3 separate regions of the Mus musculus genome follow, and regions 1 and 2 are each linked to region 3. A link is a loop called in an ENCODE intact Hi-C map of the cell type or tissue named here. Cell type or tissue: heart. All regions are shown on one strand.

Region 1 (8,000 bases), 100 kb after region 3:
AAGTCAAAGCTACAAATAAAAAAGGAAAATCAAGTGAGCAAACTCTGATTTATTATTTCTAATAATATAAATATAAATCTTCTTAACACTGACAATTTCAGATTAGCCCTATGGATGCCAATTGCTGAGTGTGTGTGTGTGTGTGTGTGTGTGTGAGAGAGAGAGAGAGAGAGAGAGAGAGAGAGAGAGAGAGAGAGAGAGTGAGAGAGAGAGAATTTGGACAGAACAGCCTGGGCATTTAGTAGAGAGTTTAATGAAAAACAAGAAAGAGACAATTGAAACTTTCCTGTAATGTCTTGTAATGTTAAAGAAAGGGTAATTTGGAGGAGGCAGATTGGACCTGTAGCTTTAAGGAACAGTATATCTCACTTTCTGCCTGATGCTCAGAATATATCTACTTACAAATTGGAATAACTGGTTGACCATAACAAAAACCTGCAAATATATGTTTCTCAAGGCCAGGATAGAAACAGTGTTGTACCTCGCTTGGGTGTTAATACAATTTACAATAGTACAGAAAGAATCACATTGGTCCACTCAAAAGAAATCACACTGCATTCAGAGTCTACGTGGTTTAGAGCCTGTTCCACCTATAAAGGGTGGCACACTGAATTTTCTCATTTGATCACTGATAGCTTGAGGATTTTTCCCCCTGGGTACGGAATTAAGCTGATTAAAACTTGAACTGTAAGTCTTTTCATCTCTCTTCATTAAAGGTGATTTACCAATTAGGGGAGGGAGATGTGTGCCTGTATGTGCTCATGAGCATGTGCCTGTGCGTGTGCGTGTGTGTGTGTGTACAGGTGTGCATGCATGTATGTATGTGTGCCTGTGTGTGTGTGAATGTGTATGTGTGTGTATGTACATTTCAAAGCTAGCGATCAACATCAGGAGTCTTCAATTTCTCTTCGCTTTATTTATTTACTTATTATTTACTTATTTATTACGTCACAGTCTCTCATTGATGCTGCTAGACTGGCTGGCGAGCTGACTCCATTCATCTCCTATCTCTAGCTCTTAGATGCTGGGATTGCTGGTATACTACACCTGGCTTTTCACATGGGTTCTGGGGATGTAAACTCAGGATTTCATGCTTGCATGGTAACTCCTTTATCGATTGAGATCTCTCTCTAGTCTTCTTTTTGAATTTTTGAGTTATATCTCATTCTCTAATGTTCTAAGCAGTAGGTTTTTTTATGATTTGGTTGTGAGCCTAGCCGTTAACAGCTGAGCCATCTCTCCAGCTGCTAGTAGGTTTTCTCAATCACTACAAATTTATTTTGAAAAATCATTTTGTTTATTTTTTTTTTTAGAAAATTTTCATTGCCTTTCTGTAGTGTCCTATTTTTTTCAGCTGCAGGGGGCCAAATAGTAGGTATCTCGGGCAAGAAACACGTGTAGTGAATATCTTTTGTTAAAAAAAAAAACCAACAACAAAAACTTCTCTCTTTTAAGGAAGGTGTTTGTAGACTGTAGACTGGCTCCTAGATATGCATTTAAACTATCCTCTAAACACTGACTTTCAGGGAATCTTGATTTAAAAGCCTTCATGGGATGATAAAATTGAGCTTCTTGTATCTCTATGACCTCTCTAGCAAGGTCAGTAGAGCCATAGTTGCCTGAAGGTCAAGTCTGTAATTAGAAGATCCCAGGGTCAGCTCAGAATAGAACCTCAAGCAACCCAGGGTATGTTTATGGAATCCACTACTTCAGAGCAACAGTAACAAAGATAGGCCTTTCCACTCAGGTAGAAAGGGCTTCCTAGGACAAGGTTGGGGGTTTGGGTGAAGGTGTTATACATCAGAAGACATGGAAGGGAAAGCTCTCTGGAGCATGCTCAGGAACAAACTAACCAGGGGTACTCAAAGGATGGAGAAATTCCTGCTTTGAAATTTCTTTCTTTCTTAAGTGTGATATCATCTAAGTTCTAACTGTTGAAATCCAGTAGTTGTGTCATGAGGTGCTGTCCTGATGGCAGGTCATGTCACTTGGTGTCAACAGGTGTAACCTGGATGAAGCATTTGGCCTCTGTAGGTGTCGAAGGGTAGAGATTTACAACATGCATACACATACTGCCAACACTGCAGTGTATTTGTGCATTTATTGCAGTGAGAGTTGAATAGGGGCAGATTCCTAACCCTACAGGGCTTCCTAGTTAAACACTGCAAGTTGGATTTCAGGGTCATTGCCTTCATATAGTGAGGATTCCAGGATGCTCTGCCCGGGGCTTCTTTCTTCCCACCCTTTCTTCTTTCTCTGCCTCCTAACTACCTGATTTGGGTAGCACTTACATGTCACCTACGCTCTTTTAGAGAAACCCAAGAAGTTAGCTTTTATTTTTAGGGTAAAAAAGAGAGAGATTTATTTATGTACATGAGTGTTTTACTTATGTGCACATGTGTGCACCACGTACACACCTGGTGCTTATGGAGGCCAGAAGACTGTGTCAGCTCTCCTGTAACTGGAGTTACAGATGGTTGTAAAGCAGCAAGTGGATGCTGGGAACAGAATTTAGTAGGAGTACTCTTGGGAACCAAATTCTTCAAAGTACAAAAAGAATGTGTGTGTGTGTGTGTGTGTGTGTGTGTATTTTAGGTGCTAGGAGATATGGGGGAAATGAGGGAAGCTGCATAAAGACTTAATCTCCTAAAATCATGCAAAGAACGATCCTTTCCCCTTAGGCGTTTTCCTTTGTACACAGATGGTCACACATATTATTTTAAATTCTTTGCCAGTGCTGGACTTTTAAAAGTCTGGCATAGGAAATGGTTTATAGGGTATGGATGTCACTAGAGATTGGCACTGATGTTCAGTCAGTAGGATTCTGGTGTTGGCACTCTTCTTCCGAGGACTTCAAAAGTTCCAACGAAATTCATTTTCAGAAAACTCTGAGGCAGAGAGAACGTTCTCTCTTGAGAGACAGGAAGCAAGGGCCAAGGATGTAGCTCTCAGCTGGCTGAATGCTTGCCTGCTATGCAAGAGGCTGGGTTCCATCTCTCCGCACTGTACAAATGTGGGTGTGGTACTCTGTTCCTGTAATTTTAGGCCTTGGGAGGCAAGAGGATTAGGAATTCAAGGTTATTGAGTTTATGAGCAGACTACATGAGACTCTGTCTCAATTAAAACAAATAAAATAGAGGCAGAAAAACTTTATCTAACTTTGGTCGTTTGACATCATCAAAACCCACTCTTGTGACCACAGCTGCCCCTTGTGGCTTATAGGTACCTATTACTAGTGGAGTGTGTGTGTGTGTGTGTGTGTGTGTGTGTAGAAGGTGCAGACTAGGTCCCTGGAAGGTGTGTGTGTGTGTGTGTGTGTGTGTGTGTGTGTGTGTGTGTGTGTGTAGAAGGTGCAGACTAGGTCCCTGGAAGGTAGAGATCTTCTCTTCAAAATCAATGTAAAGGTTTGAGGCAGACACCAAAATAGGCTGATATTCACTGTCCATTCCACATCCCTTCCCCCAATCTAGGACTTTTAAAGGAAGAAAAGGAAGAGACCGAAAATGGTTGGCATCTGGGGGTGGGGTGGGGTGGGGAGTTTTCCTTCCCAAGTTGGGGGCTGAGCAAACTAACAAAAGGAGAGGGGGGAGAGTGGGAGTAAGGGAGAGCGGGAGGGAGAGAGGAAGAGGGCATACACACACAAACAAAACAAACAAAACTCAAAAAGCAACACCCACAAAACCCCAAACAATTGCAGAAAGAGGAGTTTAGAGAACGAGCTTTTCCCCTTTCCTCCTCTGCCGGGAATGTGGAGTCCCTGGCTCAGCGCAAGTCCGGAGTTTCCCGTTTCCCGAAGGCTAGCAGGTCAGGGCCAGGGCTACAGAAAGCGGGCCCCACAAAGCTCTCACCATGCGCCCCCAGTGCCCGCTGCGGCGGCGCACTGTCGCCGGTTTAAGGGGCGGGCCATGTCTCCACGTGCTTTCTGCTGAGTGACTGAACTACATAAACAGAGGCCGGGAAGGGGGCGGGGGAAAGAGGGAGAGAACAGCGTTTGACCGGTAGTAACCCCGGCGCTCGGCACAGCCGAATCTATAAAAGGAACTAGTCGCGGCAAAAACCAGTAATTCCGAGGGCGAGCGAGCGGGCCGGGACCGGCAGAGCCCACTTCTCTCCGCGGCGCAGCGCAAAGCTGGGCAGGGGGCGCCGCGGGACCCGCGCAACCACAGCCGGCTTGGGGAGCTGCTCTGCTCCCTGTTTCCCCCCACTTTTTTCTTCCCCTTTCTGGAAGGGTTTGTGCAGGGGTAGGGAAAACAGACTCAAACAGCAAAGTGGAAAACAGGTAAGAGGTTCTTCAGTGACTTGGGCATTTTGTTTCGGGGCCAAGGAAGCGTTGGGAAGCTCTCCGTTTTGGGGACACTGGGGGGACTCGAACTCCCATGTACCTTACTTCTGGGGATGCAAATAGTACAGGGGAGGCATAAACAGGGAAAGAATGTTCTGGGACGGGCCCTGTCGACCCTGGGACTCAGAACTGCCGCACTCGGGTCTCCCGGAATCGGAGACCAGCGAGAGCATCTCCGGCGTCGGAGACTCGCCTCTTGGGCGCAGTGTGAGCCAAGGTTCCCGGACGTCCTCGGGGTACAGCCAGTGGGGTAGGGAGAAGGGAATCCTCTACAAAGGGTCTCCTTTTGTCTGGCGCGGGGTAGGCCGTCGCCCACAAGTGTCACATCTGAGTCCTCACTCCATTATTTAACTGGTTTGTGTTGGCCTCTGACTTGGAGGTTCTCTTCCCGGGACTGGGACTGCATGTCCTTGTTTCCAAAGAACTCTAGTAGGAAGTGTCCTAAACGGGGTCTTTTATGTTACTGCTGCTTGAGTTCTCTGGGCTTTGTTCGACTCCGGGGTCCTGCCCACAGGCTTCCTGCGCTCTGGAGGGCTGCAGTCCCTGGCGCAAAGTGGGAGACCACTTTTGTTCCTTCTAAAGACAGAAAACTTAAGAGAGTCTGCAGAAACCCGAAACTGGGGTGCCCAATCCACCCTCATCTTACTGCTTTTTGCTAGTCTTCCCTTGGGGAGACTTCGGGCTGAGCACCGATTGGGAAGCTGGGGCTAGGTTGTGCAGCCGAATGACCGCAAGTAACCCCATCGGGCAGCACAGAACTCGCAGCTCGGGTGCTGGGCCGGGCTCCGCCGCCAGGGGGTGGGGGCTGGGCGGCCTGCGGGTGGCCCCTGGAGACTGGCCCGCAGCGCCTCCTGGCCGGGTAGCCTAGGTATGGCCTGGTGCGGAGTGAGAGTCTCTAGTCCTTTTGCTTCACTGTGAATCTGGTCAAAACTGGTGTTTCCAAACTGGGAGGAAACCCGAGGCCAAGAAAGCCAGTCTATGTTTTCATGTTGTTGTTTTTTTCTTTTTTGTTTTTGTTTTTTGTTTGTTTGTTTGTTTCCTGACTCCCAGACCGTTGCTCAATGAGGTTCTTGGGGATGTTGGCTGATGACAACCTTGTGGATAGGTGCCTGTTTTGGTTTCTGCACTTACCTCTGGAAAAGAGAGAAATACTTATTAAACTGTTTGCTTTTTTTTTTTTTTTTGACTTTGTGTGTTTGTTTGGGAAAACTAAGTGTCACTAGAAATAATTAGTTTGCCCCATTTGCTGCAATGGTATCACCATTCCAAAACAAAACAAGAATTTACTTCGACATCCTTCCAAGGAAGTGGGCAGAATAAATGTACAATAAAGGACAGATAAACAAAAGGAACACTTCTGGCTTAAGATGTAGGCCCCCGGTAGAGTCTACCTTGTACAAGACCTTGGGTTCTAGCACCACCAACCACAGAAGCAAAGCAAAACAAAACAGCACAAACCTTCCTTGAAGAGAATTGGTACACCACTTTCTTTCTGTGGCTCAGCCCTCACCTCCCACAGCACACACCTGACACATGCCTGCAGGCTCGAAAGCACACCCTTACCTCTTAGTCATAATTCGGAACCCTGACCCAAGTATTGATACTCTACAAGACATAAATGCCAATTAAAAAGGAGTTGTTTATCATCACCACTTTTCTTTCAGCCCATTTTTAATATTCTAATGCACACATAAGGACAACGTATTGCTGTTCCCATTGTTGAAAAACACTTCCCCCACATCAAAGGAGGTATAGACAAGCATAGAGAATATTTGAGTGGATAGTATATCAATATATAAATAATAAAGATAAATTACAGTTTCTATTGTAAGCATGTCTTTTCCTCAGCGCTATCACAAGTCATTAAAATAGGGCTTTTTTTTTTTTAAAGAAAGGTGTGATGCACAGAATTGATTATTATCTATGTGGTAACAAGTTGAATCTGAGGGTTGAGGGAAGGAAATTTTCAGCAACATAATGCTCATAGTACCATTTTGGAGCAAAAATTGCTACCATAGAATAAGTCATGGGTCTCCTTGTGAAAGTCACTGGGGTTCTGGAGGGGTCACTGGTGGTGACTTGGGTATTTGTGACGGGTGTCTTCCCGAAGATGAGTATTTTAAATCCAGCCCCCTAAAGTATTTTTTATTAGCACCCAAAGGCAGGCCTGTTGTGGCCCTTGGATGCATCTTGATTTGGAATGTGTGCGTGGTTGATGGGAGACCGTGAATTAGTCTGGAATTGGAAAGGGTGACTGGGGCTGATTGGTTTTCTACCTCTCTTCATGGAAACCCCAATGCAAACACTATTTAAAAAAAAAAAAAGAATGATACTTAGCAACTCAGCTATGTGCTACCTTACCTATGTGGAGAGGAGCTGGGACTTTTAGTATTTTTTTTTCTTTAGGCATCGTTTTTTTCCTCTCATAAATCAGTGTCCTTATGTGGGCTGCATATGTAGTGACTGAAAATAGATCTTTGCTTTTTTAAAAAAAATATACTTTTTAGTTTCTAAGATAGTTAAATGGACACTTCTTTAAACTCTTAAATTAGGGACTTCCTGGATTTTTAGAAAATATATATGTGTATAGCTTTGGCCGTTCTTAAAACATTCAAGTATAAATATATTTTTATATATGGTCTGGATGTTAAATAAATAATGAAATTATAATGTAACTATGGTCAATTATTCTGGCATTAAATTTTAAAAGATTGGTCGTAATACTTGTTGATTTACTTGCATTGGGAGAAGGTCCGCTTTAAAAATATTGGAGACAGCTTTACACACGGAAGAGAAAGCACCTGGAATACCAATTATAGACGTGTTTGTGTCTTAATAGACGCTTACCTGGTGCTGTTCCCGGTGTTACTCAGACGCTGAGTTTATCTTCAAGCCAAACTTGTTTATTGTAACTACAGGTTAAGAAGGCGGGAGGCTATCTGGTCCTTGGCTCTCCATTTTCCAAGAGGCTGATTTGAGATTTGAATTCACTTCCCAAAGTCTCTAACTGTCCAGATTAGGGGAGACAGTGGTACAATTTCAGATGCCGTGAAAGGGAATTTGCCGTGTATTCATTTGCTGTCATTTTTACTGGAAACTTATGATCTGTATCATATTCCCATATTTGCTCTGGGGTAGTCGGTCAAATTCTCTTCTGGAAGAGACCTTGGCTGCAACTCGGTGCAAACAAACAAACAACAACAACAAAACCCAGGCAGTAACATTTGCTCAGTTCTCATTTAAAAACAAAGCCAAAACTTGGTTTTAAATGAGTGTGATCCTCTTGCCTCAGCTAATTAATTGTGAATAGTGTGTGACCTCAGAGTAGTTTGCTACAGATTATGGGGCCAGGTGGCATAAAGTCCGAGTGAACGTCTCAGACATGAAATGGTTTCTGCAGGCAGGTCTTAAGCTACACCATACTCTGTCAAACACGAATGGCCCAAAAGCAGCTTGTCTAGGATTATCGTTGACTGTGGGGAACATCACATTTGTGGGGGTTTTTTTTTTGAAGATTTTTAAAATTTATTATTATATGTAAGTACACTGTAGCTGTCTTCAGACAGCCCAGAAGAGGGAATCAGATTTTATTACAGTTGATTGTGACCTACCATGTAGTTACTGGGATTTGAACTCAGGACCTTTGGAAGAGCAGTCA
Region 2 (8,000 bases), 150 kb after region 3:
GTGAATAACTTTTAAATATCCCCTGAACGTGAGAGTCAGGATGGCTGGGTTCAAGCCTGGCTTCTGTAGTTGGTCAGTTATACCCATGCCTAACCATGTAACATTCCTGTGCCTCACTTTCCTCAAGAGGTGACAATGCTAGCACCTCCCCAGGGATGGGACTCCTCAAGGAAATGAGCCAATAGGAACAAGGCCTTCCCATACCAACCTGATACACAGGAAGTGTGAGATCTCTTCCTTCCTTCACTGTGTTTGCAGTTACGGGAGGAAGGCCATTTCTCTTTGTGCACATGAAATTCAGAGAGGCTAAGTACCTTGCCTGAGAAACCACCATTGGCAACGGCTGGCAAGAGTAGAATTTCAGTCTTTCATACTTTGTCGCTGTTACATCCTAGGGAGAGCTGCCCTTGACACCTACGAGGTCCCCACACACAGACAGGCTGGGGTGAGGAGGATGAGAGAGCTTCTGTCAGCTTTCCTTCCCTTTTAGGCTACGCGTCCAAGCTTCCTGCGTAGCAGACACTAGGGGACTTTTCCCGGAGGCCTAGCTCTAAAGACCATCTCGTGACTCACAGCTACTTCTCCCTTTTGCCTGAAATTCTGCCCTTTGTTTCATCAGAGCAGTTGCTCAAGTTGGGTTTACAGCCCCGAACTCTAGTCTTCTGTCCTCATACCTGACACCCATGTGTCATCTTGTTGTGAGATCTGATGACGCGTGTCAGCATGTCATTAAAATTGAGAAGCCTGTAAAAATCTTCGGGTGATTGTAATTCATGTCCTGTGTGTGCTTGTCAAAAGTTTTGACTTGAGATTTTAGAGTTTTATAGTTTGAAACCTTTCATCTCCCTGAACATTTCCCCAGACCTGTCAAAGCCCGGCTGTGCCCCAGAGCCTGGGCTGTTGGTTGCCATCCAGGGCAGAGGCCTGGCTCTAGCCAAAGCAGTGCCCCAGTGCACTGTTGAAATATTGCTTGAGCTAAATCAAACCAAAGGTCAACTTTACCCAGACAAGCATAGAAAATACAATTGCATTCAATTACAGAAAGCCATGTTAGCTCACAATATCAGGCTGCTTTTTAAAAAGCTTGACTTGTGACCACCAGACAACAGTGTCACATGTCTCCTGCCTTTCCTGTATGAGATTCGTTTACCCTGTGGGTGGCAGAGAGCAGCTTGGGCATAGAGTTTGGTTCTCCCTGAAAGCTTTGTGCTTCAAGCCCGCCCACCTCAGTTGCACGGAAGTCCCAAAAGACAGTGTTCAATTGACTCTGTCTACAGACAAGGTTGGACAGGGTAGCAACGCCATTTTGCATTAAAAGATATCCCCCAATAGTATAAATTCATTGTACATCGTTTCATGTCATATAAGGATTTGCTCACATAGGTATGCTCTGTATGTTTGGTCCCGTGTCATATAAGGGTGTATTCACATAAATAGGTATTGTATGTTTGGTCCTATGTTATGTAAGGGTACATTCATAGGTGTGCATTGTATTGTCCTATGCCATAAAGGACATACTAAACATAGGTATGTATGCATTGTATGTTTGGTCCCATGTCATGTAAGGCCATACTTACATAGGTTTATTCTACATGTTAAAGATGCTCCTCACATACCCTCTCCTCTCCTCTGCTCAACCCTCCTTTGGCATTATTCCTTCTGTGTTCCTAGACAATTTGCTTCTATTTTCTGTTCTATGTATTTATATGAAACCTAGGACCCATAAGTGAGAGAAAAGCATAGAGTATCTCTCTTTCTGAGACTAACTTAATTTGATTAATAGGATTATCTCTGACTATATGTATTATCTCAAAAAAGCCATAGCTTTGTTCTCTATGGCTGAAAAGTATTTCTCCTCTTTCTCTGTGGTTGGACCCCCTAGATTGGTTCTCTAACTTAGCTGTTACGAACAGAGCTTCAGTGAGCATTGATGTGCCTGTGTTTGAGTGGAACTTTATATTTTTAGTGGACTACTGAATTTGGTTCTTTGAAGCAGCATTAGTGGATCAGTACTATCCCCATTTTATTGATGAGAAAACTGAGTCTGAAAAGGTTGTATCTGTTGCTCAGTGCTATGGAGTTGTAACTTAGGTTCAGGTCTGTGTGGCTCAAAGTTCCACATCTCTCCACCACACCATATGCCCACGTTGCCTCACTTCATTGTGGGGAAGCATGGTTGACATCACCAGCTTTTGATTCTGGAGAGTAACACAATTCACTTAGTTGCTAACAGAGTGGAAAGAACTAGAGTTTTGAAATCAAAGTTGCTGGGTTGACATTTGCCTTTGGTTTGTTTTGTGACCTTGAGCCAGATACTCCCTTCTGACATCTTTCCTGGGTTGGAAAAATGAGAATAATAGCAATACCTTTCTTGGAAGCTGGTTTTAGAGATCCTGGAAATTGATCTGTGTAATGTGCCTGAGGCTTTGCAAATATGAGTCGTGTTTCCTGCCTCAAAGTGCCACCACGTCCTGCTACGTTTATTAATCTTAGACATTAGAAGAAATGAGGCAATGTGTGCAGGATGCATACCGAGAGGTCTCCCCTAACTGCCTGCAAAGAGTCCCACCTAAGTCCCTCACTTGCACGGTCATCTTCCTTTCCTTCTCTTGTTCCCTGTTTGTCTGTCCCTGCCTTTCTCTCTCTGTCTGTTTGTCTTTGTGTCTCTGACTCTTTCTCTCTGTGTCTCTCTCTCTCTGTGTCTCTGTCTCTGTGACCCAGTCTCTGTCTCTGTCTTTCTCTCAGGAGGCCAGAAGTTGATGTCAGGGCTCTACTCACCTGTTTAGCTAATTTAGCTACCAAGCATGCTCTAGGGAATCCTGTGTTCCCCCCCCCCCCCCATATCCCCTGAGCTGCCTCACCAACCCCTGTTCCGTGGGTTTTCCAAGTTCCCAGGAACTGGTTGTAATCCTTCATCCTGTTGTGTCTGGTCTCAATCAGTTAGAGACAAAGTCATAGCTTAGAACCGGGTGGCTTAAACTCTCCCATCTCCCATGCCTCCTGTCTCTGCCACCTTCTCTTGGATTCAGTTTTTCCTGTTTCTAATTAGTTTCTTCCTATTGTTGCCCTTTCCTGCTTTTCTCCTTCCATCTTCCAAGTATCCCCTTTGCTTTGCATCGCTCAGGTGTTCACAAAAGGCTCTCTACAAAGTATGGGGGGTTTGTTTGTTTACCAGCTGTCTTCTTGTTTTTTCCTCATATGGGCTTCCTGAGTTTTGTTTCTCCTTAGGTTCAGAACTCATTTGGACCAGTGTTAGCACCTCAGTATTCCCTCTCATTTTCCTCCAGCTATCTCAGCCAACCTGCTGTCTCAGGCCCCACCTGCTGGCCAGTGAGAGCCACAGCCCTCAATGGCTCCTCCTTACCACCCAGACTCTTGCTAGATGACTCAAGCTCTCATCCCAGAGGGTTCTAGCAGCTTCCCTCTTGTTAGGAAGGCATGCTTATTTGTTTAATCCATTCTAGCTTCCATAAGAAAATACCCAAGGCTCAGTAATTTTACCTGATAGAAATGGTTTCTAAGAATCCCAGACGTCCAAGTTCTGTTGTGGGCTACCGTCTCCTGGAGGGCTCTTTTGACTCTTAACTTGGTAGAAGAGACAGAAGAATGAGCCCACCCCTCAAGGTCTTTAAAAAGAAGATTTATATTGTTTTATGAGTGTTTGCTTTCATCTATGTATATGTGTGTGTGTGTGTCTCTTCAATCTTTTTAAAAAGCGCTTTCATAAAAATCGTAAGCTCGTCTGAGAGGACTCTCTCTGATGACTGATTTCCTGGGAGGCCTCCAGTTTCCCAGCATTCTTCTCCTGTCAGCCAGTGGCTGCCTTAGAGCATGGATCTGGGGAAAGGTGTTTCCTTCCTGCTGTCATCTCAATTGTGACTGATTCTCAATAGCACACAGGGCTGCTCTGTTCTTACTGGATGCCCACAATCTCTTGGATAGCAAGGGCCGGGATTATGTCATACGATACCCCTTTTGTCCCTGCCTTTGGGAAGCACTAACTAGGTTTTTTCCCCTTTTATCCTTAGCACTGGTACTGTGATACAGTAGACATTTAACTGATGCACCAAATAATTTAAACAGCATACAGTGTCTAAAGTTGTACAATTTCTGTTGGTCTAAAGACGAGGTTTTGGCAGCAAACGGTTCAGGGTGTATAGCCACGAATAGTCAGGTCTCTTGGGAACTGGTCATCTAATTGCCATGACGATTTTATCAGCATGTATTTTGACTATATTTAGTCTCCAGTTTATATTTTCTTGTGCACTGTAAGCCATGCTTGGTGTTATTAGTGCTTTCGGAACCCAGAAACTTGGAGGGCCTGAAAAGTGACTTCCAATGTCCACAGAAGTAGAACATTCTGTAATGGAAATGTGACCCAGGTTCATTAGACTCCAATTAGCACTTCTTCTGTGCTGTTGAGAAAGCCTTCACTGCAGGGCAAGAAAATTCTCCGGGGCCCCGTGACCACCATGGAGGTCTCAAGGCATGTGTGCCCACAGTCTGGCTCACCCTCGTCCACGCTCACAGGTTCCCCAGGGCATATCCACCCAGCTACTATTCCTTCTCTCCAGAGCACCCCACAAAGTCTTCTGGAGACATCTCACAGGCCCAGCACCACAAAATGAACCAAAGCAACAGATACCCGAAGTTGGGCATGATGGTGTGTTTATAATGGCAGCTTGTGGAGGTGGAAGTAGGAGAATGAGGAATTGGAAGCCGTGAGACTCAGAAAGGAACTAAGTAACCAACCAACTAATAAACAGGTGTGATTATTTCCAGCCCCTTTGTAGCTGAAAATATTCCAAAGTCTTGTTTATAAGACTAATCAAATAGGCTAAATAGAACCACAAGACTGTCATCCAGCCCCCCACCCCCAAGTCTTTGCTCATTTGACCAGCCAGGGCTAGGAGACCTCAACCCCACCTCTACTCCACCCTGCTGCTGCCTAGGGGGTCCATTTAAGAAGGGTATGCAGGCTGGGGCTGCTGGCAAGGCTTCTTTCTCTGCTTCTCCTTTTCCCCATTTCTCTCCTCCACCCACGTCTCAAGCTGTTGATGGCTGTGGTTCCTTTTGTATAGAGCACAAGACTGCAGAGAACTTGAAACTTAAGCTGGGGCTTAGAGAGGGCACTGACCGAGAGTAACCCCAGTGGCTGCTGCCAGGGTTTTCCTCCTCTGCCTTCCTCTGTTGTTTCCCTCGCCCTCCTCCTTCCTCCTCCTCTTCCTCCTCCTCTGCTCCTGGGTTCCAGCAGGCAGGTGGGAGAGCGAACGCTTCCATGACCAGGAAGACCCCCCCCCCCCCCCCCCCCAGAGTTAGGCTTCTCTCTAACTTCTATCTGCCTGTGCTGTTTCCTTAGCTTGGCTGTAGTGACTTGACCCAGATGAATAGCAAGAAACCCAGGATTGTGTCTCACTCTGTCCCAGCCCACAGATGCATCTCATCTGTTTGCTCTTTTTAGACACCAGCCTTTTATTTTGTTTTCCCTCTCTCCTCCCCTTTGCCCTGCTTCACTGTGCCCAAAGCTCCAGGGACATGGCAGGCGGCTGGCTGCCTCTCCGGCCAATCAGGAAGCTGGGCTCCGCAGATCAGATACTTTCGTCCAGCAATGAGAGAACTCCTTTGGCCCTTTGTTGACTACAGCTTTCTGGCTTCCCTGATGTTCACATTCTAACTGGGACCACACCTTCTCATGTAAACACTCCCAACTAACCAGCTCTGGGTCTTCAGTGAGTGAGTGGTGTGTGTGTGTGTGTGTGTGTGTGTGTATGTGTCTGTGTGTGTGTATTGTGTGTACTCGTTTTAGAGGGCAGACATCAGTATTGAATTTAGGATCTCTCACTGAACAAGGAGCTCACTGATTTGGATACACCAACTGGCCAGCAAGCCTTGAGCCTTTGTCCATCTCCCCAGCACTGAGGGCATGGATGGTTCATGACTTTTGACCTTGATGTTGGGGGTGAATACTCAGTTCCTTGCGCTTGCCCAGTAGGTGTTTTATTGAGTGAGCCATCTTCCTAGCTCCAGTCTCTTGTTCATACTCTTAATCATTGCATTCTACATCAACTTATGAATGTTACTATTTCCATATTCTTTTAAAAACATTATTACACTTTATTTTGTATGTGTGTGAGGTGGGCTGGGTGTGAAGGGACAGGACAGCTTGTGGAAGTCATCCCACGTGTGTCTCATGGACTGAGATTGGGGTGCCAGGCTTGGTGGCAGGTACTGTTCTTGCTAAACCTTCTTGTTGGCCCCAACTCCATTTGATGTCTAAGAAACTGAGGTTAAGAGAGAACAAAGAAAGGGGCCAAGTGAGGTTCATGGTCACACAGGCAGGAAGTGTTTGAGTTCAGCCTCTCTGATAAGAGTCTCTGGTGCTGGATCAATTGGATCTGTGTTCCTCTCAGAAACATGGAAAAGAGTTTTTCAGAGAACTTTTTCCCCAACCACACATTCCACAGATAATAAAAACCAGGTCCCCGTCAATTCATTTGGTTAGGGTTAACTGAGTGACTGTCTTTCCCACGAAGCGTTCTTTGTCTTACCTAGAATAACTTGTCTGTTACTGGTCATCTACTTGTGTCTAGTCTCACAGTTTCCAGAAGATATGATCCTTTCATTGATGCTCTATAAAATTTTAGGTTTATTTATTTTTATTTTTCCCTGTGTCTCCATATTCCTTTCTCCTCTCTCTCTTTCTTTTTTGCAGTACTGGGGATTGAACCTGGGGCTTCTACATGTTAGAAAAACACTCTACCCTTGACCTATATCCCTACCTGTCTCCCCACCCACATATTTTGGTGAGATGAGTTGTTGAGTTGCTGAAGCTGGCTTTGTACTGTAATCCTCCTGCCTCAGAGCCCCAGATAGCTGGGATATAACAGGCCTGTGCTACTAGGCCTGGCTTTTATTAATTTTTTTCATGAAGTTCTGAATAGGCACTTGAGTGAGCTTTGACCTTTCCTTTACCTTGTAGCAGGTAGAAAAATAAAAGCAAAATAGTTTTATCTCACTCAGACAAATCTATAATACATTCATAAATATATGTGCCCACACATGTGCACACTCAGACACATCTTATGGGGCCACGAGTTTGGCATCTCAGTGTTCTTGTCAAAGTCACCTCTCTCTTACTATCTATTTTGAACACAGCAGCTCAGCTGATGAGAGAAGCTGTCCTTGGACATGATCAGATTAGAAGATCTGTATGGAGCATGTAACTCGGCACGGGAATTCCCATGGCTGGCATGTACCTTTCTCATGTAAGGCTCACAGTAGGTCCAGAAAGGTGGATGCTCTTGTCATTTCCTTTGGGTTTGTTTTCTTACTTATTTACTTTTTCTTTCTGGTACTGGGAATGGAACTCAGAACTTCATGCCTGCTGGGTAAGTTCACAAACCACTGAGACATACCCACAGCCTTTCTCTCACTACGTTGCCTGGAACTCATATTGTGGACCAAGGAGACCTTGACTTTGTGATCCTCCTGTTTCAGCCTCCCGAATAGCTGGGGTTACAAGTGTGGACCACTGCATCAAGCTCTGTGTCATCATCTCATTAACTCAGCTTCCCTCTGCTTTATTCCTGCTGTGCTTCCAGCTGTTGTTTACCTGATGCGGCTTGTCACTTGGGGCATGAAACCAAGTAGGCGGCTTAGGGATACCGTAGCCATCTTGACCCAGTCTGCTTCACATTCGTGTCCTGATTGGTCTGTCCCCTTCCTACTGCCAGATGAATTTACCTCTTCAAAATTGGTCATTTCTCAGGTCATATCAGCTCATTTTACATTCATGCATTTGTATTCATCTATCCATCATCCATCTGTGCATCCATCCATCCATCCATCCACCCACCCACCCATCTATCTACCCATCCATCCATCCATCCACCCATCCATCCATCTACCCATCCATCCATCCATCCATCATTCATCCATCTAGCCATCCATCCATCCATCCATCCACCTACCCAGCCATCTGTCCAGCCAGCCAGCTATCC
Region 3 (8,000 bases):
TGGATAGAATTCCTTTAAAAATATCATAAATAATTGAGTAAGAGGAACTGTTCTAGATAGTGAAATAAACAAATCTTACACTTTGCTCCCATAGACTACACTCTGGAGAAGGAAAATAGTCAATAAGTAATTGTGGAAAATAAGTCAATTATATTATAATTTTATAGAATTTAATAATTTATATAATACATGTTACAAGGTGACAAGAGTTGTGAAAAATAAAGGAAGAGGGGTTGGGGTCCTGGGGAAGTCACAATTGAAATTGCCAGCTTAGTGAGTGCTGCTCTCAACATGAGGGGGAGAGCTTGTAGCTCTGGCCCATGCTGTAAATGTCTAGATAAAACTGTGTGTGTTCTTCCTTCTCCCTCTGTCCAGTGCTTTGACTGCGATAATGCATTTGGAATAACTACTAGTTGAACAGAATCGTTTGGTGGGCACTGTGAAGTTTTTATTCTGTTTTTAGTTTCTTCCTGGTTATTTTCCTCCAGCAACACGCTCCATGCAACCCCAGCACTCCCCGAGTCACTATAGACATGGGCTCTTTCAACACTGCTCGGGACCTGAGCCCTCATGAGATGCTCCAAAGCAGTCTCACTGCAAAGTTGTGTGGGGAAATTTGGGCAACACGGGGAATACAGTCTTGGGGTTCAGCAGCACAACCTGATGCTTTGTATAACTCCTTTGGAAGCATTGTTACAGTGTGTGTGGGTGTGGGTGGGGGCTTTGTCAGCACTGCTCTTGTAAATACTTAATAAGCAGCTTTCTAGGGCAAGGGGGAGATGAGGAACTGTAGGCTTTCCCATTACAGGGTAGAAACACTCTACAGATGTGATAGCACCCAGTGTGGACTTGTAACACAGCAGCACACCCTGGGGCTACACCTCCATCACGCTGATAGAACAGGTGTAAGGAACTTCAAAAGTACGAGTGGTAGCAAAATAGACAGAAAGAATTAAGACTCACTCTGGTGGCTGGAGTGATAGCTCGGTGGTTAAAGGGGCATCCCATGCCTTCTTGTGGCCCTCTGTGGACAACTGCACACATACACATACACACACACACACACACACACACACACACACATGAAGCACATACGCTCACACACTCATAAGTATAAAGTAAAAATAATTTTAAAATATTTAGGAAGTGGTGAACTTTAATATAATCTAGCTACGTTTAAGTGGCTTTTAATAACGTCCGTGTTTAGCAGACAGTTTGTATACATTCTGAACACGTACCCATTGTCTCCTGTGATGGTACTTGCCTGTCACTGCTCCGGAACCTTCTCAGCTGCGACAAGAATGAGCTTTCACCATGAACATTGGACACAGGACGTTCAGACATCTTCATTTCGTCCTTGTCATCTCCTTGCTCACACCTTCCCACGCCTCTCTTACAGCGCTGTCACACAGCTTCTCTGTCTTCTGTGGTAAGTGAGGGTTGTAAGGACGTTGTAAAAATGTCCTCTGAGTTGGTGCCACCTGCACTAGGTAAATGTTTCTATTCTTTAGTGACAACCTAAGGCTTATTCTTGTCCCTGGATTCTCACATTGCTCCGTGTCATGTGGCTGTTCTCAGCTCTAGGACTTGAGCTGGAGCCTACCCGGCACTTCTCCTGCTTTCGTGCCTGCGTGTAGGCCCAGCACTAAGACACCAGTTCTCTCATTGGGTCCCTAGAGTGACCCTGATAGATGAGTCTTGACATTTCACCATTACAGAGGAGGAAACTGTGCCCTAGAGGGAAGTCACTGCGCACAGCTCAAACTACCTGTCTTCACTCTTTGACAGCTAGCATGCAGGCTCGGCCTGTGCCACCCCTCAGCTGGCTGCTGTAGTTGTAGTCGGAATCTTCTCATCTCAGAAAGGATTTGCAGATCTATTCTGGGGAAACCCCATCATAAAATCTCAGCACAGTGATATTCAGGTGTAAGGATAAGGCGGGAGCTGGGGCCAGCTGAGAGCAACCAGCATCTAGGCTCATCGCTCCTGAAGAAGGCACACGTGGATATAAGGTTAGTTTATTCCTGGGGGTGGACTCTCCAACCCCGTTCCCTTATACCCATCTCTACTGGAGCTGACTTTCTGGATCCTGACGGGGAAAGGCCAAAAGGAGGCAAGCTCAGTCCTTCACAGCACAGACTGAAAACAGCTACAGGCAGATGACCCAGGGGTATTGCAACTGAGCAGCAGATGCGTCCCTGGAAAATTCTTTGAAGGGAAGCCAGTTTGTTGTGGTCCAGATGCTCAGGGCCAGGCAGAAGGAGGAGGCTGAGAGAGAGAGAGAGAGAGAGAGAGAGAGAGAGAGAGAGAGAGAGAATGCAAGGTTGCAGTATCAGAGCAATCTGTTCTCTAGAACACCAGGATTCAAATGTAAGTGCTCCTTACCCTGTAACACTATGGCCTTGAGTGAGCCACTGGGCCTTTGAGTTGTTTTCTGTTCTGTAGAAAGGGGAAGAGAGGGAGAAAGAATGATAGTGGCTATCTATGTGCTAGACAGTAACTCATGTGTACTTAATATTATCTGTGAGGTACTTCCTGTGAAAGACTGAGCCCATCATGAGAACACTGTGGTCAATATGCAATAAAAAAAATGGCAGCTGTTGTTGCATTAATCCTCTTAACAATTGCAAGATTACTAGAAACAGTGGAAGTAGTTATCATTTCTGGCATCTCCTCTGCTTTCTGGAAGCCAGACATTGCTCTAAGTGCTTTGACGTGAATTAACTCACGTAATTTTTCTACCTGTCCCATGAGGTTGGTCTATGCTTAACCTTGCTTGATGAATGAGAAAATTGAAGGCAATTAAATAGATTGTTCAAGGACACCCGGCTAGAAAGTGACACAGGTCTACTGCTTTTGTTCACTTTAGAAGGAGATCCTGAAGGCAGAGACGCTGAGCAGCGTGCCCAGGGTGTGAGTAGGCAGAACTCTCCCGTGGGTTTTGGTAACAGACAAAATGATATCACGCACGCTAAACAGCCTTCCTGAGCTATTGTTTGGATGGAGGCTTTAGCCAGGAGGTGAATAAGCTTTGCGTGTTTCCTCTAGTTAAGATGTGCCATCTGGCTTAAGACCTGGAGTCTTTTAGGAAGTCTTATTTGGACTTGGCTTGTCATTTGGGTGGGCATTAGAGGCCGGTTGCGTGTAAAGGTCCTGCACTCGTCGTTCTCTCGGGACAGTGTAGGAGCAGTGCTTGCTGGAGAGCTGCTGGGCTAAGAGGCTTGTGAGGCCGCCACTTGGCAGCTGGCCACCATCATGTGCAGCTGGGTTACTGCCGGTCACCGTTCAGCCTTCCAGACACACTTGTGTCTTCAGTGGCTGGATCTTGACTAGCATCGGGAACAGCAGGCGGCAGCAAGGCACGGGAGAGGAGGCCTAAGACCTCTCACAGAGGGGGGCAATCTAAACACCAGAGAGCTGCTTTCTGCTCCCTTTGCCCAGCGCTTTATAGCATATCGCCTCTTCTATGGGGCTCCTCAAGAACTGTATTCCAGAAATTCCTGGAAATGTGTCCTCTTCAGGTATGGGTGGTCTTTGTGAAGGCCATAAGGAGCCCTAGAACCTAGATGTCTTTGAGGGCAAGTCACTGTCGTGTGCCTTTAGAACTGTCTTTATATCATTTTGGGAGCCCTCCTGGTCGGGGCAGCTGACAGCCTGGTTTCCTGTGCCAGCACACGCAGTACCAGGACAGGTGTTGTATTGGCCTATTTCCTGAGGGAAGCTCACACTCAGGTTTTGGGTTGGAAGCTAGATATCAATGCACAGAGGGCGTGTGTGTGTGTGTGTGTGTGTGTGTGTGTGTTTGTATGTGTGTAGTACACACATGCAGACACACATGTACAAGTGTGTTTACATGCATGTGTGGGGCCTACAAGAAAGGGATTTCAGAGAAAAGGAGCAGAGACAATCTGGTCTGGGAAGGCACCCAGGGCCCGGGCTGTCTTTCCCACCACTGTGGCAGGAAAGTGCTGGACTTTACCCCACATGGATATGGTCATGACTCTTTACTCTCATATTCTGGTTCAGGAGGCGGTGTTTACATCTTACCATCTTACTGGACTCTTCCTGTGAGGCTCCTCACATCCCTTTAAGAAGAGCAGCATTTCCCTCGTGTGAAATGTAGAGGTGAGCTCGGCTTCCTGTTTGCCGGGAGTATCTAAAGCAGCGGTTCTTACCCTGTGGGTTGAGACCCTCAGAGGGGTCGCATCTCAGATGATATCCTGCAGTCAGAGATCCTGCACATCAGAGACCCTGCATATCAGAGATCCTGCACATCAGAGATCCTGCACATCAGATATCCTGCAATCAGAGATCCTGCACATCAGAGATCCTGCAATCAGAGATCCTGCAATCAGAGACCCTGCACATCAGAGATCCTGCAATCAGAGATCCTGCAATCAGAGACCCTGCACATCAGAGATCCTGGTTGATGCTTACCACAATGCCAAAGGAACTGTATTAAAGGGTTGCAGCATTAGGAAGGTTAAAAACCACTGGAAAAAGGCAAATGTCTGAACAATAACTGTTTGTCTCTGAAGGCCACATAGTCCAGTAAAACGTGACATTGACCCATTTCAGATGACTTTGACCCGACTTGTGAAATATTAACCTTGACATTATTGAGGTACAGCACATTCTCCCACTGAGGGCCACTACCCACTCTAACGATACTCTGAATCAATCCAAGTCGAAGAAAACTTGCCCAGAAAAACACACATGCGACTTCCAGGTCCTCCTTGAAAGGAGTCAAGGGAAGATGAAGAATTTTGCTTCTTTCAACCATAAATACTAGTTTCTTTTCCCCAACACGAGATTCTATTATTTGAGAGTAATTTCTGCATGCATCCTCTGAAATCCTTAAAGCCCCTTACTGAAGTTCAGTTTCTCCCCTTTTCATCTCCCTACCAAAGTTGTGGATACCCAATCTCGAATCAGAGAGGGACAAGAATTGCCTGGAGTCACACAGCATCTGGCGGTTCCACGATCCCTCAGTGTTTCTACCTGCTTGTTTGTTTGTTTGTTTTTTTGTTTGTTTTTTTCCCATTTGTGTCCTATCTGGCTGAAGCCCCAGCTGCTGCTGCAGTCTCACTCTCTGTGGGAGGTCACAAGCCACCAGCCATCAGTCCAGTAAGGGAGTGTTCTGTACACATCTAGCTGCAGCTGGCATAGAGCTCAGGGGCGGCTGTCCATCAAGAAGCTGACAAGGGTGGGAGAGGTGCAAACACCATGTCACTGTCCCATCGAGTCACTGCCAGCTCAGAAGGACTTGAGAGATCTGTGCTACTGGCCCCCCAACACCTGCCTGTGTCTCTTCCTGTACTCTATCCGCAGGAGACAGCCATGTCATCCCCTGTTGCACAGTTGAGGGCCAGCTGCAAGCCTATCCTGAGGCCACCTGTGATGCTTATGGTCCATCAGCTTACTGGCACTCACCTCCCACACCAGTCTGTCACCTGCCTTGCCTTTCGCAGCCCGTGTAGCTCCCTAATCAGTGAGCTGCTCTTCAAGGCTAGTCTCCTGGCCTTGTGATTCCTCTCCCAGGGTGTGAACACTCTGCCCTTGCCCTCCAATCTATCTGGCATCGAGAGAATTCTTGCAGCAGTTTTAGAAAAACAAAAATCTATTTGTGTCATGTTTCTTGTTGCTAGGTTGCTTTTCCTCTTCCTCCTGTTCTTTTGCAAATAACAAATGTTTTAGTATTAAAATTTACTAGATTCCTTAAAGTTATGTAACAGATTTGTTTGTCTTATCATCTATATTCTATTTTAAAAGTAGTCATTCTTTTTTTGCAATTTAAATGCACAAAAATATATACAACCTCCCTACCTTTATCAACAAAATGTACCATCTTTATTTTTGAATAGCAAAAGCTTAATGGTATGAACTAAAATGAACAGATTCATTTAACCTGATCGTGTACTTCATTCTTGGCTACCAGATAATTAATTCCCCACATCACTCAAATAACTTGTTTCCCTCCAGTCTGGAAAAAATCTGTGGTTGACTATGAAGAGAGTTGCAGTTTGGTGACAGCTGCTAAAATTTATGAACTTCATAAACTTCAGGGTTTAAAAGACAAAATTGAGGGCTAAGGGTATGACTTAGTGGGTAGAAGTTCTTGCTGGGCAGGTGTGAGGCCCCAAGTTCAAATCTCCTGACTTCATGTAAGAGGTAGATGTGTACTGTAAATGCCTGTAGTCCCAGTACTGCTATGGGGAGATGGGAGGCCGAGATGGGAGAATCCCTGGAACTTCATGGGCCAGCATCCACGGCAGAAAAACAACAGAGAGACTCTGCCTCAAAGGAAATAGAAGATGGTTGTCCTCTGACCTCTACAAGGGAAGCTGGAGCAAAGCAAGCTGCTTCCTGTCCTGTTATTGCTCTAAGCTATAGCCACTAGCCTGACGGGAGTAACTCAGGGAGCCCTGAAATCACATTCATGCCCCTAAGATGCTCATGTTCTAGAGAAGGAAGAACCAGGCAGTTCCAGGAGCTATGATGAGGAGACCAGTAGGTGACCCTGTCAGCAGCTGAGGTGAGAAAGGATAAAGGCTGAAACCGGGGAGGAGGGGACAGTCCTGGGTAAGATATACCAGAGAAGGGTGATACTGGAGGTGAAGACAAGATGGCAGTGGGTTTCTTGCTGAAATAATTAGTAAACAGTAGTGTTCCTGATTATACTTATTTTTTGCTTCCTTACTTCTTTTTGAAAACATTGGGATAATTGTATTCTTTAAAAATCTAGACACCCAAGGCTGAACATGGGGATGCACATCTATTATCTTAACACTAGAGATGCTGAGGTAGGCAGAAGATGGGTTTAAGGCCAGCTTAGGTTAAACAGTGAAAGCCCATACCCAAACCAAACCAACACAAAACCCAAACAAACAACCCGCCCCCCCCACAAAAAAAACAAACAAACAAACAAAAAAAAAAACGGCAATAACAAAAACCAAACCAAATCAACCAACCAACCAACCAACCAAGCAAACAAACAAACCAGAATCACGTATGGAGTCTCAAACCTGTAATTTCAGCACTCAGGTGGTTGAGGTAAGAGTATTGCTCTGAGTTTAATGCCATTCTGGGCTACATAGTGAGTTCCAAGTCAGGTTGGACTACAGAGTAAGACCCTTATCAACAACAAAATGTATAATTAACAATAAATAAATAAATCTCCACCAGACAAAACCAACCAACCAACCAACCAACCAAAACCCCAGATATTTTAGTTTACACATTTAATCCAGCTCAGAGAATTCTCTGACTCTTCGCCATATCTAACCTATGAAAAATGTTCCAGCTTCCCTTTTTGCTAAGTCCCAGACACAGGACTCCATTAATCAGACTCCCTTAAACAGCTATTAGGATTTTTTTTTGGAGGTTTATGATATCATAAAGGGGTTCCATGAAACCTATTCTGGCAATGATGCTCATGGGGTACACATTCCTACAGTACCAGGACAGGGACATTAGGGATTGTCACCAGACCCTGTGTCCAAGCATAGAGCTGGTGACTTTGCCTGTCTGTTCAGTCTCCACCAGGCATCTCTGCAGTGTGCTTAAGGCTTATTCCTGGAGGCAAAACCTTTAGCACTCTCCGTGGTCATTTTATGACTTTTCAACTAGCCTTTAGTAAATCTCTTTTCTGTGTACTAGGTCAAGAGTTTCTGCTTGTCACTAAATCTGTGACTTATGGATCCTTTCTCCCCAGTAGTTTCAATCTTAAATAGAAAATGGGTCACCTGAGAGCCAAGGAAATGCAATGGTTACATGGCGTTGTTACAAATACACAACAAGGTGTTAATTTGCATATGGTACTTTACACGTTATTTGCTTCTTACACAAATAATCTCAATCCTACTAGAGAAGAGTCAGAAGCTGATGTGTCCCAAGGTCCCACTAATGGTGGAGTGGCTACGTCAACGCCAGGCCAGCAAATGTGATGCTGGTGACAACGATACCTGCTTTGGTATTGAAGAAGCTCATCGTTTGTGTAG

What was found. A loop is a pair of places that touch in the nucleus more often than their neighbours do. Peaks named below come from ENCODE experiments on the same cell type or tissue, not always from the same donor. Only the 100,000 strongest peaks of a DNase experiment are listed, where the experiment ranks them.
Region 1: a loop joins it to region 3, with 3 times the contacts of the local background. A loop is called at or near these places in 7 of 42 quality-filtered maps.
Region 2: a loop joins it to region 3, with 2.4 times the contacts of the local background. A loop is called at or near these places in 6 of 42 quality-filtered maps.

Annotation. Positions count from the first base shown.
Region 1 is chr4:53,155,955-53,163,954 of GRCm38, reverse strand. Abca1 (ATP-binding cassette, sub-family A (ABC1), member 1) reads left to right here and starts at 4,060. Exons shown (of 50, transcript NM_013454.3): 1 at 4,060-4,279. In heart, a CTCF peak has its summit at 3,860; DNase peaks (open chromatin) are centred at 3,924, 4,534 and 5,124; H3K4me3 peaks cover 1,967 bases; H3K27ac peaks cover 1,553 bases.
Region 2 is chr4:53,113,139-53,121,138 of GRCm38, reverse strand. All of the region lies in intron 5 of Abca1 (ATP-binding cassette, sub-family A (ABC1), member 1), which reads left to right. Among named protein-coding and RNA genes, the nearest start is that of Abca1, 43 kb to the left of the region's middle. In heart, a CTCF peak has its summit at 3,329 (motif pointing left); DNase peaks (open chromatin) are centred at 608, 3,868, 5,008 and 5,538; H3K27ac peaks cover 472 bases.
Region 3 is chr4:53,259,261-53,267,260 of GRCm38, reverse strand. It overlaps Mexis (macrophage expressed LXRa(NR1H3)-dependent amplifier of Abca1 transcription lncRNA), which reads left to right. Exons shown (of 2, transcript NR_033139.1): 2 at 4,027-5,905. Among named protein-coding and RNA genes, the nearest start is that of Mexis, 7.0 kb to the left of the region's middle. In heart, a CTCF peak has its summit at 3,334 (motif pointing right); DNase peaks (open chromatin) are centred at 2,110 and 3,250; H3K27ac peaks cover 238 bases.